3 separate regions of the Homo sapiens genome follow, and regions 1 and 3 are each linked to region 2. A link is a contact called in ENCODE Hi-C or POLR2A ChIA-PET data. All regions are on one chromosome and are shown on one strand. The core of a region is the stretch at or near the end of the contact, and the rest is flanking DNA. Distances in the headings are between cores, read along the strand shown. Region 1 has its middle 20 kb from the start of C2CD2. Region 2 holds the start of PRDM15 (PR/SET domain 15). Region 3 holds the start of RIPK4 (receptor interacting serine/threonine kinase 4).

The links. A loop is a pair of places that touch in the nucleus more often than their neighbours do. ChIA-PET counts read pairs that join two places held with the same protein, here RNA polymerase II (POLR2A). Pooled maps may share reads with other maps.
Region 1: a loop to region 2 is called in a pooled map, with 4 times the contacts of the local background. The contact joins the enhancer-like site here to the promoter of PRDM15 in region 2. A Hi-C loop is called at or near these places in 5 of 50 pooled maps. POLR2A ChIA-PET finds 5 or more read pairs at or near these places in 5 of 52 experiments (A673, H1, HepG2 and 2 more).
Region 3: a map of naive thymus-derived CD4-positive, alpha-beta T cell shows a loop between it and region 2 (3-fold over the local background). The contact joins the promoter of RIPK4 here to the promoter of PRDM15 in region 2. A Hi-C loop is called at or near these places in 2 of 168 maps with a recorded cell type or tissue (ascending aorta and naive thymus-derived CD4-positive, alpha-beta T cell), 1 of 37 single-sample maps with no recorded cell type and 6 of 50 pooled maps. POLR2A ChIA-PET finds 5 or more read pairs at or near these places in 5 of 52 experiments (Caco-2, MCF 10A, OCI-LY7 and 2 more).

The regions. Positions count from the first base shown.
Region 1 is chr21:41,971,913-41,975,828 of GRCh38, reverse strand. No RefSeq gene overlaps it. Among named protein-coding and RNA genes, the nearest start is that of C2CD2, 20 kb to the right of the region's middle. Within about 2 kb of position 1,273, at least 4 of the 41 ENCODE cell types and tissues checked have a DNase peak (open chromatin) inside an H3K27ac peak, as active enhancers do.
Region 2 is chr21:41,876,894-41,880,750 of GRCh38, reverse strand. PRDM15 (PR/SET domain 15) reads left to right here and starts at 1,407. Exons shown (of 24, transcript NM_001040424.3): 1 at 1,407-1,481. RefSeq lists a silencer at 1,284-1,333 and enhancers at 1,484-1,533, 2,534-2,583.
Region 3 is chr21:41,764,285-41,768,459 of GRCh38, reverse strand. It overlaps RIPK4 (receptor interacting serine/threonine kinase 4), which reads left to right and starts at 1,408. Exons shown (of 8, transcript NM_020639.3): 1 at 1,408-1,600. The coding sequence starts at 1,419. LOC102724800 (a long non-coding RNA gene) reads right to left here and starts at 1,293. Exons shown (of 5, transcript XR_937745.3): 1 at 1,226-1,293; 2 at 443-601. RefSeq lists an enhancer at 3,696-4,175.

The DNA.
Region 1 (3,916 bases), core at 24-2,523, 95 kb before region 2:
AATCAGTCTGCAGGGACCAGAGTGGGGCAGAGACTAGAGAACCGGGATGCCTTCAGATGCTGCTAGGGCCAGGCCTTTGGGCCCAGGTGGACCTGCATGAAATGCTGCCAGAGCTTGCAGGTGTGGCGAACTTTCCCACCACACACCCGACCTTCATCTAGAAGTCAGGTGAGTAGCGGAAAAGCATCCCCCAACCCCACGTCTCCTTGGGACAGGGGCTCTAATCACCCATCTCCTGGCCTCCAGTGACCCCAGGCTACCCTGCTCCTAGGAGGAGTTCTGGAAGAATATTTGATGGGCATGGTTAGGAATCTGCTGCCTGCAGAAAGCCCGTCGGCCCCATCAGCCCTGCCAGTGCTTGGGTGCCTAGATCTACCCGATTCACAACCCAACTTGACCAGGAGATCTCAGGCTGCATCCTCAACTTACCTTCACAGGACAAATCGTGACAGTTTGCTCCCTGGGTACTCATTACTTCACTCAGCTTATTCAACTTATCCAATATCTAACATCTCCAGCACCCAAGTGAGGAAGATGGGTGCTATTTACTGGGGCCCCATGCAGGGACCTTAATATAAGTTGCAAATGAAAGGGGAAAACATAAATATCCCAACTGTCTACAAGATGACTCCAGAAATTTCAGTCTGGTAATGTTGACAGTGATCTCTAAGAACATTCTAGACCTAATCATTAAGCAGATGGTTTGTAAAGATTTGGAAAACAGTGAAGACTCAAGGGAAGCAAGGATTCACTAAAATCACTCCCGGTGAACGTCTCTGGTTTCCTATCTCCATGGACACCTTAGATGGGGCAGCCCCAGGCAGAGCCCATCGCCCCCTCCCCTTTTCCCCCCACCCTGCATTTCCATGAAGCTTGTCACCCCTCACCCATGGATGAGACCTGGCAGCGTCTTCTGGCTCCTCCCCCTGCCTTACCCTCCCCAGTTCCCAGCAGGTGCTTTGAGTCCCTCCTCTCCTCTCTCATCGAAGACCCTTTCCCTTACAGAACTCTGCTGCCCTGCCCCAAGCCCGGTCAAAAGCATCTTCTGCAAAGTGCCCTAGGACAGGACTTCCCAAATTTTAATGTGCATTCAAAACCCTGGGCTCTTACGAAACTGCAGGGTTTGGTTCCACAGGTCCAGGGCGGGGCCTGACACTCTGCATTTCCAACACGCTCCCAGGTGGTGTGGAAGCTGCTGTCCTGGCCCACACACTGGAATAGCGAGGCTGTAGAGGACACACAAACTTGATGGCAGTTCTTCCTCGCTTGATCCCAGGGTGGGAGTTCCTCATCCCCTCTGAGGAAAACTGAATTCTCTCCAAGGTCACTTTGCACTTTGGCCAGGAAATGCCTTCAGTTCCAAACTCATCTCAACCAGGTCCAATCAAACACGCTGGATATCCGGGCAGATCTACCAGAAGAATAGGGCCCAGTCTCCATGGAGCCCGGCCTCCTCACATTTCCTGGCCTTTGAACTCACTGCTCCTGCGCTCTAGAGTGTCCCTCCCTCCCCCACTTCCTCTTCAAGACCCAGTTCAGCCTTCCCCTGACCTGCCCCAGGGGACCGGGCTGGCTTTCTTCTGTGCCACAGGCTCTGGGAAATGCCTCGTGGCCCTCACCACGTGGGTTGAGATGGTTCCTGGGTGCCTGGCTCCATCTCCCTACACTGTGAGCTCCCTGTGGCTGCCTTAGCTACCTTCCTCAAATAACAAGAGCTTGTGGCCTAGTGGTGAGTTCTGGGAAGTGATTCCAGGAACAGGTCCGGGCTGGGAGGAGGAAAACAGGGAAGAAGGGAACCCACACTGGATTACTAGGCTGTGGGCAGCTGGGATTCGCTGCCTCCTGCTGGGGACCCTGGAGACCCACAGAGAAGCCTCTGAGAAGGAAGATACAAGTGGCAAGTGTTTGTCCTTTGTCCTCCATCTCTTGTCACTCACTGGTCAAGGTTGGCCCCAGGGAATTAATGTTTCATCATTTCAAGATCTACCTGTCCCCCAGAATGGTGACGCCAGTCCCACGCAGGGGCAGTAGGGAAACCCGAGGCAAGAAGCAGGACATACGTGGGGCTGCGTAGGCACAGGGCTGCCAGGCCCCACCTGTGCACTGCCGGCTGCCAGAGCAGGGCTGAGGCAGAAAGGTAGGTCAGGAGGACACGAGGTGGGGCCTAAAGCCTCCAACAAGAGGCAAGGATTGCAGCTCTTCTCAGGTGTGGCCCAGAACGGACTGCACCTGCGCCCCGTGGCTGCTGGCTGCACTCCAAGGAATGCCAAATGAACGAAGGAATGAATGCATGAGCAAAAACCAACAGCCTCCTGTTCTTTGTGGATGCAGCTTCCAGACTGATAACCCAGGAAATGATCGTCGCTTTGCAAGCAGAGTCCTGATGCACTTGCGGGCGGATGAAGCCTCAGGCGGGAAGCGTTCAGCTCCGCACCTCCTGGCCCCCTAAAGACCCAGCCTCAAGAACAGGGCTGGGGACCACGTCCTTCTCAGCCAACTCTCTTCATCTTTCCCATGCCTCATCCAACGCCAGCGTCTGTTTCTTGACAAAGACTTTGAAATCATGCTGATGCTGATCAAAGTTGATCAAAGTGGACAGATAAAATAAAAGCTGGAAGACTATCAAGTATCTCGTGGGCAAGGCCTAAGTTAAAAAGAAAAAATAACTTAGTGGAGAAGAGGCTCTACTTCCAGAAAAGACTCTGCACAACGGCTTTACATGCAGCCTGGGAAGTTAGGGTCGGCCGGCTGAGACCCTGGGGTCCATCTGACCCTCAGCGTGTTCGGGCATGTGAAACACCTTCCCAGGTGCGTGAGAAACAACGTCTTGGCAGAGATGCAAGGGGCAGGCTGGCCTGGGGAACACGCTTGAACTGGGATGAGAAAGAGTAGGAATGCAGTAGGCCGGGAGTGACCAGATGCCCGTGACAAGCACAGAAAGGAGAGCAAACATGGACCAAAAGCAAAAGACGGAAATGTGAATACGCCAAATGAAAAACAAAATTAAACGTTGCTTTCTCGCATGTTTGATTTCGAAGAGCATTGTTGTGGCACTGTCTCCTAACCCCCGGCCCAATCCCACCATCTCCCTCTCCCAGGGCGACAAGAGAAGACTGAGCAGCAGGGTGCAGCCCCGGCTCGGCCGGTGATCCCTGAGGCTCTGGCACAATCTACAGAGCCAGAGGGTTCCTGGCACTCCCTTTATCAGCCAACATCTGGCTCTTACCTGAATTTTATTTTCTGTAATAATCCAGACACTTTGGTTTATCGGTCGTGCCCTTTTATAAGGAGCCTTATCAAAGTCAACCAAATATAAACCAGAACGACTAAAAATCCAAGAACTGGCTGGGCGCAGGGACTCACATCTGTAATCCCAACACTTTGGGAGGCTGAGGCGGGGGATCACTTGAGACCAGGAGTTCGAGACCGTCCTGTCCGTCATGGTGAAACTCCGTCTCTACTAAAAATACAAAAATTAGCTGGACATGGTGGCACACGCCTGTGATGCCAGCTACTCAGGAGACTGAGGCAGGAGAATCACTTGAATTCTGGAGGCAGAGGTTGCAGTGAGCCAAGATGGCATCATTGCACTCCGGCCTAGGCAACAGATCAAGACCCTGTTTCAAAAAAAATGAATAAAAATAAAAATCCAAGAGCTGATCAAAACCAGTCAGGAGCAGGCCCTTGGAACAGAACAGCTGTTGATCAAGAAGCATCTGGGGAAACTGCCTCATGGTTGCCCAATCACAGTAACCTTTCAGGTTAAACTGGAGAGACAAACTCCAACTAATATTAAAGGAAGAGTTTATTATACACTTTAAACTAAAGGGGCCTTGGTAAAACAACAGTCTTTTTTTTTTTTGAGACGTGGTCTCACTCTGTTGCCCAGGCTGGAGTGCCGTGGCACGACCTTGGC
Region 2 (3,857 bases), core at 158-2,657:
TCAACACTTGCCTAATCTGTCTCCGGCTGCCCGGCGTTGCAGCCTATGGATGTGCCCAGGTGCATCCAACACTTCCCATGGGATGGCACGTAGTATGTAAGCAAATGTGATGATCACATATGCCATTCATACAAGCGAGTCCGTCTCTGGCACCATTCCTGCATGTGGGTCAAAGGCTATGTGCATTTAGAATTTTTATGGATATCCACAAATATCTGAATGGAAACTACGCTAATTTATTCTCCTACCCGTAAAGGAGCTTGTTTCTCTAGTTTCTTCAAAATTATGCTATTAAAACTTTTTTTTGTTTGTTTTTGTTTGAGACAGGGTCTCACTCTGTTGCCCAGGCTGGAGTGCAGTGACACGATCACAGCTCACTGCAGCCTCAAACTGTGGGACTCAAGTGACCCTCCTGCCTCAGCCTCCTGAGTAGCTGAGACTACGGGCACGTGCCACCGAGCCCAGCTAAGTTTTTTAGAGACAAGGTCTGGCTATGTTGCCCAGGTTGTATTAAACGTTTTAAAAAATCTTTGCTAATCTAATAAAAATGATCCCACTGCGACTTTTTTTCTCTTATTGCAGCGTAGTTGAATAGCTTCTCATATGCTTAAGAACCATTGAATTTCCTACGAACTGTCCATCCACACACTTTGCTCATTTTTCTATATACATATATATTTTTATTGGTTCACAAGAGTTTCACGTACATGAGGGAAACGAGCCCTTTTGTGGCATCAATTTAAAATCATTTTCCCCGGTTCATCACTTCTCTTTATGAATGTAGGTTTTTGCCAGGCAGCAATGAACAAGACAGTCGGCCTCTCTGAATATGGGCGGCCAGGACTAAGGTGAAAAGTCTGTCCCTTCTCCGTCTCACGTTTTGTGATGGCACACACACTTGGTGGAGGGGGTCAAGAGAGGCCACACAGGCCCCCGGGGAAGAATGGAGAGCCAGGTCCGCGGCTGGCCCGGTGCTCACCGGTAGCGTGGCGGAGCCCGCCAGGCCAGACTCCCCTCGCGGGCACAGAGCTCGTGTCCCAGGGCCCCGCCGGCCAAATCCAGAGGTCACCGTGAGTGGGGGCAAGTCCCAGGCCTGTTCTAGAGAAAAACTCGACCCACCCACCGCCACCACTCCCCAACTCCGCAAGAAACGCGTCCGAGGAGAGGTGGAGAGGGAGCTGCCCGCGCGCGTGGGCGGCAGGGCCGTGCCACGTGGGAGGGGGGCCGCGCGCGGAATTCCCTCCGGCCAGACCCGCCCCGCGCGCGCCCGCTGCCCCGTCCACGCCGCCCGCGCCCCGCAGTCCCACCCGCAGGACCCCCGGCCGCGCCAGGGTCTCGCCTGCGCCCCCCGCGCCCGCCCGCGGACTACAAGTCCCGCCATGCCCCGCCGCCGCCCCCCGGCTTCCGGTGCTGCGCAGTTTCCGGAGCGGATCGCAACCCGGAGTCCGGATCCGATCCCGCTCTGCACATTCCAAAGGCAGGTAAAGCTCCGGGCCCTGCGCCCGCCGCCCGCCCCGGCGTGCGCCCCGCCGGCCCCGGGCCGCACCCGCTGCCCCCGCGAGCCCCGGCGCGCCCTGGGCCCGCTGCCCCCCGCCCCCCGCGCCCGGCAGCCGCGCGCCGCCCCGGTCCAGCCGCCATGCCGACTGTTCTTTGTTACATTCGCCGGCTGCGGGCACCGTTGGCGATCGGAGTCAAAACCCGGCTGGATTTCCCGGAGCCGCTCCGGGATCGCCCTGCGCGCCGCCCGCCCGCCGGGTCCCGCCGCCGCGGGCGCTCCTGGCCGGGCTCCGCGCCCCCGTCCCCTGCCTCGCGCCCCCCGCCCGCCCGCGGCCAGGCCCAGCGCGGGGCCGCGGGGCTGCCGGGCCGCGCTCGCCCGTGGGCGCGGCGCAGGGTCTTCGCCGCCCCGGCCCGCGGCCCCGCGGCCCCCGCCGCCGGGCGGCGTCGTCGCCGAGGCCCCAGGGGATGTCGTTATCCCCCGCCCTCGGGTACAGCCCATGCGGGTCGCACGGGGGGGTCCCTGGACCCCCAACCCCGCGTTTAGAGAAGCTGAGTCCTGGTGATGGGGTCTCCCAGACCCCCTGCGCCTTATTTTCGTAAGCCTTTTGGTGGCAGAGAGAAGGTAGCGAGGTGGATGGACAGGTGACGCGTGCCTACCCGGGGTGGGTGGCCGTTCGGGGACGGGGCGTGCCCGGCCGCTCAGGTGAGGCCCGCCTCGCGTGGACAGGTGGGGACGGGGGCCACGCGCAGCGTCCTGCTAGAGGGGAGGTGTTCACGCAGGGGTTAGCCTTGAGAAAATAGAAATGAAAACTCATGGAAATAAACACTCCTATCTGGTGGTTAGAGTTATCACCCATTTACCTTTCTTAACCCCCTAATGTAGTGGATGGTTTTTTCCCCCACAAATGCTCAGAAATTGCCCCTCACCCCCAAGTCCCCAAAGGGAGTTTAAAACGGTAGAAACAAGTGTGTGATCAGAGACACGTGGACCTGTGTGTGTATTTAAAGCTACCAACACTCGTTTTAAAAAAACCACATTGGCTTAAGCCAGACTCAAGTGAATTTGGAGAACCTAGCTTGGTTCCTGAAGGGTGGTGACATGTGAAGGAGCCACTGGCTTTGTGATGTACCTTAAAAGGTAGCAGTGACAGTTCTCCTTGGAGAATGCAATGATGTCAACACTCGATAAGGGTGGTGATCCCACCCCGGTGCACACACCACTACCGTATTTTGTTTCAAGCTCGGACATTTTCACGTGTTCCACGTTTTCACTGCTTCACTCCTTCCCCAGATTTCCTGACATCGCTGCCTCACGGTGAACGATTAAGAAATAGTAGCTCTATAATTTAGACTTTCAAGAGCAAAAACACCATTTTTTTTATAGTTTGTTTTTCTTCTATCTGTGATTCATACTTTTTGCCGCAAAGTAGCCAGCAAAGAACAAGCTAAATGTTCCATTTTGGAAGCAGGCGGGACGGTTATTTCTCCAGAAGACAAATAAATAAATTTAAAAATCAACTGTAGTTGGAAGGCTGCTAGCTTGTCTTAGAATAATTATATTTGACAAAGAACTCTTTTCACTTAGGATGTGGCTCTCATATCATTTTCGATGTCATTATCTGTACAGAAGGCCAGGAAAGAACAGTCCTGCCATTTTGCAGATTGAAGGGAGATTTAAGGCAACTGTGTCTTCCACCCGTGCGCTCAAGAGGTTGGGATGGTGAGCGGTGACTTAAATGATTTTTCAGACTCCGTTCCTCATTTGCAAAGTGTGGATGGCCCTGCTCAGCTCCCCTCACAGTGCTGGTGTGGGCAGATATTCATTCATTCGGCCATTCATGCATTCTTTCCACCAATGTTTACTGAACACCTGTTATGTGCCCCCACGCTGTAGTGAATGGAGAGAGGGCTGCACCTGGTGGACCTAATGTTCTGGGCAGGGGAGTGGAGGTGGTGTAGACAGAAAATCATAAAACTCTCAGGTAAGACGATGGGAAGAGCATGAAGAAAGGAAGGAGGGCAGGCAGGTGGCGGGCAGGGGATGGGGCACTTGGGGGCTGGGACTAGAAGGGGCTGTCTGAGGAGGGGCCACAGTGGAGACCAGTGCTGTGAGGGAGCCTCTGGTGGAGGTGGGTGCGGTGGTGCCTGCCCCCACCAGGCAGATGGTGGCAAATGCAAAGGCCCTGGGGTGGGATGAGCCCAGGATGGGACAGGCCAGTGTGGCCATGGAGGTGGGGCAGCAGGGGCCATGCACCAGGCAGAGATTTTCTTCTGACTGCCTTGTGGATGCCACTGAGGGGCTTTGAGCAGTGGCGGGGCAGAGTCTGCATCTTTTGGCTGTGTGTGGGGAATGGAGCTGG
Region 3 (4,175 bases), core at 159-2,658, 110 kb after region 2:
ACATTAGTCCAAATGTAAGTTACATTTGTGACAAGCTTAAAACAACTATTTGCCACTCCAGCCTTAAGGAGACCAACTTTAATTTCCGGAGTATGTGGGAAAGGAAGTGGCTCCCTGGTCCCCCCAGGAGGCCCCCCGAGCAAGCATCGTCATGTTGGGATGTGTGAGTTCCCTCCAAAGAGCGGCCGGATGGGAGTGGGGAGGCAGTGGGGAGACGCGGCTCCCCGCTACAGGCTATGAAAGAAGGTCCGCGCCCGTTTGGAAGGGGGAGCCTGGAGACACTAGGTCTGCGGCTTTCAATGCGCTGACTTGGGGCAGCCTCTCTCTTTCCGAGTTACTAACACAAAAACACAGTTAATGTCGTTAAAATACCCTCTCCTTTAGCTCCGCCCTCCTGTCTTCATTATTAATCTCCTGTGGCCAAAAATAAGCCTTCACTCACCGTTGCGTCTCAGGAATGAGTGAGTGTTTTCTGAGGTGTGGACGCGTGCGTGATCTGTGATGCACTTCGGCCTCTAACCCAAATATCCTTCCAAGGCTGGGAATTTTTTTTCCCCATATGTGAAAAAAAAATCTTTCCTTTTCAAACCATCTGTTCTACCTGTAAAAAGAGGCTGTTATTTAGGAAAGGATGAGGGAACTCTTGCATTTGAAATGGACTTTAGATTTGCTGTTGGGTAATTTTTTAAAAAAAGTTACTTTCTGAGAGGAAACTCGTGTAAAAAAGCAAGACGTGAACCTGCAGGGAATTAGACTAACGAGTGAAGAAAGCCAATTTCAAAAAATTAGGCGCTGTATGATTCCTGTATCTAAACATAACATTTCTGAAATAAAACAATTTTAGAAATAGAGGAAAGATTAGTGATGCCAGGGCTCCGGGGTGCGGCTGTAAAATCGCCACAGGAGTGGCCAGGTGGGGGTGGATACGGGAAGGTACACAGATGATTACATTGTGTAAAACTAATACATGCAAAGGAAGACGAGTAAAACGGCAAAACTGAATAAGATCGGTGACTGTATCAAAGTCAATATCCTGGTTGTGAGATTGGACTTTTTTTTTTGGCAAAGTTTTGCAAAGTGGTAACACTGGGGGAAACTAGGCAAAGTGAATGATTTCTTACAACTGCATGTGACTCCGCAATTAAGGAAAAAAAAAAAGCAAAGAAAAGCAGGGCAGCTGATGCGCACGTCGAGACCCGTGAGAAGCGTGAGAAGCTCTGCTCACCCAGGGGAGAGCGCAGTGACCCGCAGCGTCTATTCATCCGTCCGCAGTCACCGGGCGCTGGCAGAGAGGGCGCCCGGGGGGCGGGTAAGTGGGCGGGGCCTGGGGGCGGGACGACCTACGGAAGTGACGTAACAGGGCGGAGCGCGCACCTGGGCACCTGGGCAGCCGCCGCGGCGCTGGCTAGACGTGCGCGATGGAGGGCGACGGCGGGACCCCATGGGCCCTGGCGCTGCTGCGCACCTTCGACGCGGGCGAGTTCACGGGCTGGGAGAAGGTGGGCTCGGGCGGCTTCGGGCAGGTGTACAAGGTGCGCCATGTCCACTGGAAGACCTGGCTGGCCATCAAGTGCTCGCCCAGCCTGCACGTCGACGACAGGTGAGCGGCCCGGGCGGGGCGCTGGGGCGGCTGGGGCCCGGGCTGGGGTCGGGGTCGGGGTGCTCTGGTCCCGGGGTCCTGCCTCTCTCTCCCGAACTCACCCCCGGAGCAGCTTCGGGGGGGAAACCAATTGCCGGCGAGGCCGCGGGGCTCCGACAATGTCCACTCGGCCTGTCCGGGCCGGAGGGGCGCGGGGGCTTTGGCGAGCCCGGGCTCGATCGCGCACGTCGGGGCCGGGTCAGGCGGCTCCTCTGGGGCTCCTCTGGGGCTCCTCGGGGGCCGCGTCTGCCCGGACGTCCTAAGGCGCCCAGTCGTGCTTCCTGACACTCCCCGAGTGGCCCTGGTTTTCGGGGTCTCCAGCTCGCCTTGCGCCTCGGACCCGCGCCCTTGGGAGGCGCGTCCGGCCCGCCCGGGACCCACCGGGGCGCTGCGGTCTGCGCAGGGCTTAGAAAAATTGCCATGTGGGCCTCTGGGCTTTGTGAGTGGAGTTAGCCTCCGTTCGACTTACTTAGTAATTTACGTTGGAACACAAATTGGTGTAAGACTGTAATTATTTCGGTCGGAAGCTTCGGCTTGGCTCGGGCGAGGCTTCCCGGGCGCCCGGCGCTTGCGCGGTGGAGCTCCGGGGCTCGGGCCTGGCAGTGGGGTCCGGCACGGGGCCCGGGGTGTTGATCCGTCCGCCCAGCGCTTCCTCGCCGCACACTCTCGTTTTAGCTGACTTAATTTCGAGACCGACCCGCTAGGGAAGGGCCTTGCATTCAAGTTCTGTGGCCGTGCCATGGGGCCCTCCTGCACCCCAGTTTCCCAGTCCAAAAGTCAGAATGGAACCTGCCTGTACCTACCTAGCAGGAGTGTTCAAGGTAACAAAGACGAATGGGAAGGACGCAGAGCCGCCCGTGTTAAATTCGGTGGGTCGGTTGTCGTCTGTGCATAATTTGAGAGGTAGGGAGAATGTTCTTGAACAGTACCTCTTTGTTGTTGTAGATTTCACTGTTTACAGTTGATTTTGATGGTTCATATGTAAGGCTCAATTTAGCACGTTTTAATTATTTATCCTTTAATGAAGCTTACCTTCTACATGGAAGCTATGCTTGTATTTTACCTAGAGATTCCTTGAACACATACACTCAGAAGCGACACCTTTTTAAAATACCATTTAGCCTTTGCTGCCTGGCAGACCTGGTTTCGAATGCTCGGCTGATTGAGTGATGGGGCCGCTAAGCCCCAGCTTTTCTGCAGAATCGTTGTGATGCCTGTGTCTGGGGTGGCAGTGCGTGCTGCAGCCCCATACCGTGACTGTGACGCCTCTGTGGATGAGAGGCCTGTCCTCTCCCTTTGCATTTTCGTCCTTGGCTAGGAGACTACACAGCAGAGATAGTGGTGGCTTTTTGCCGTAACCCTCAAATCCAGTGTTTCTTGGAAACACCAGTAGAGTGGTGACGAGTGTCATCAAATCACCACTAGTTCAAAGGTGAGATGCTGGCCCAGGCTGTGCACTTTTTCTCCCCTGCCTCAGATTCTGGGAACTTCTCAGGCCAGGAGGGGTGCTGTGGTTATTTTGATGAAATCCAAACCACTTTGAATACCAGCCAGTGGTTAGGTTCTGAAAGGGAACCCTCTCCATAGGGGCATTCGTTTTATCTCTTGGGGATGTGTGTGAGCTTTAATCATCAGTGAAAATTTTCACACCACTTTCTTATATTGGAAGAGCAAAGTAAACAAGCACCTACCTGGACTGACTCACCAGCTCACATCCTTAGGATCTTCTGTTATTTCTAGCGACCAGTCCCTTATTTCTTGGGTGGCCTGGTTGGAGGGAGGCTTTCTCCACTTAAGGTGGATCACTTAGGATATTGCATAGCTTGGTTGAAAAGTGTTTTGTACTTTAACTGGAAGCCTTTCCTACCCTGCCCAAAGCAGACAGGTGGTGGCATGTCAGGTGGCTAGGTCGAGGTCAGCATCGCCTAGCAGGAAGCATTTCACCTCCTGTGCTCTGCTGGGCCTGGTAGAGTAGGTTGGGGCTTTGCCATGTGCAGCAGTGGCTGATCTTTCTGAGAAGTTGGTCAAACCCTGGCTCTTTGTGAAGCTGATTCCTTTAGGTTAATTATTGACTGTATTGAGCCTGAGGTTCTTGTTAGGAATGTACATCAGTCCCACTGTGCTCCAGGAGCTGGTTGCATTGCAGTCTCACAAGGTTGTACCTAGGCCTTGAAGTAGTCGCTGTGCCACTTGCCCTGCCACATTTCTCAGTGCTTTTCTGACGAGCTGCCTCCCACCCCAGCCCCTCATATTTGCAAGATGTTCCCTGAATTGGGGCATAGGATTCTCCTAGGGTCTTTGTGTGCAGCCCCCGGCCCTGTACCCCTTCTGCCTAAGTCTTGCTTCTCTTCTCGGAGGGACAGCCCCTCTCACCCCTGACACACGGGTCTGGGCCTCTTCCAGGCTGCTGGGGGTCAGTGATGGTCTAGTCCACTTGTTACATAGGAGCCACCACAGGTACAGGTGCAGGTGAGGCTGATTTTCACTGGCCAACGCTGCTTGCCTCTCAAGGTGGTCTGGGGTCTCCTGGCTCCCT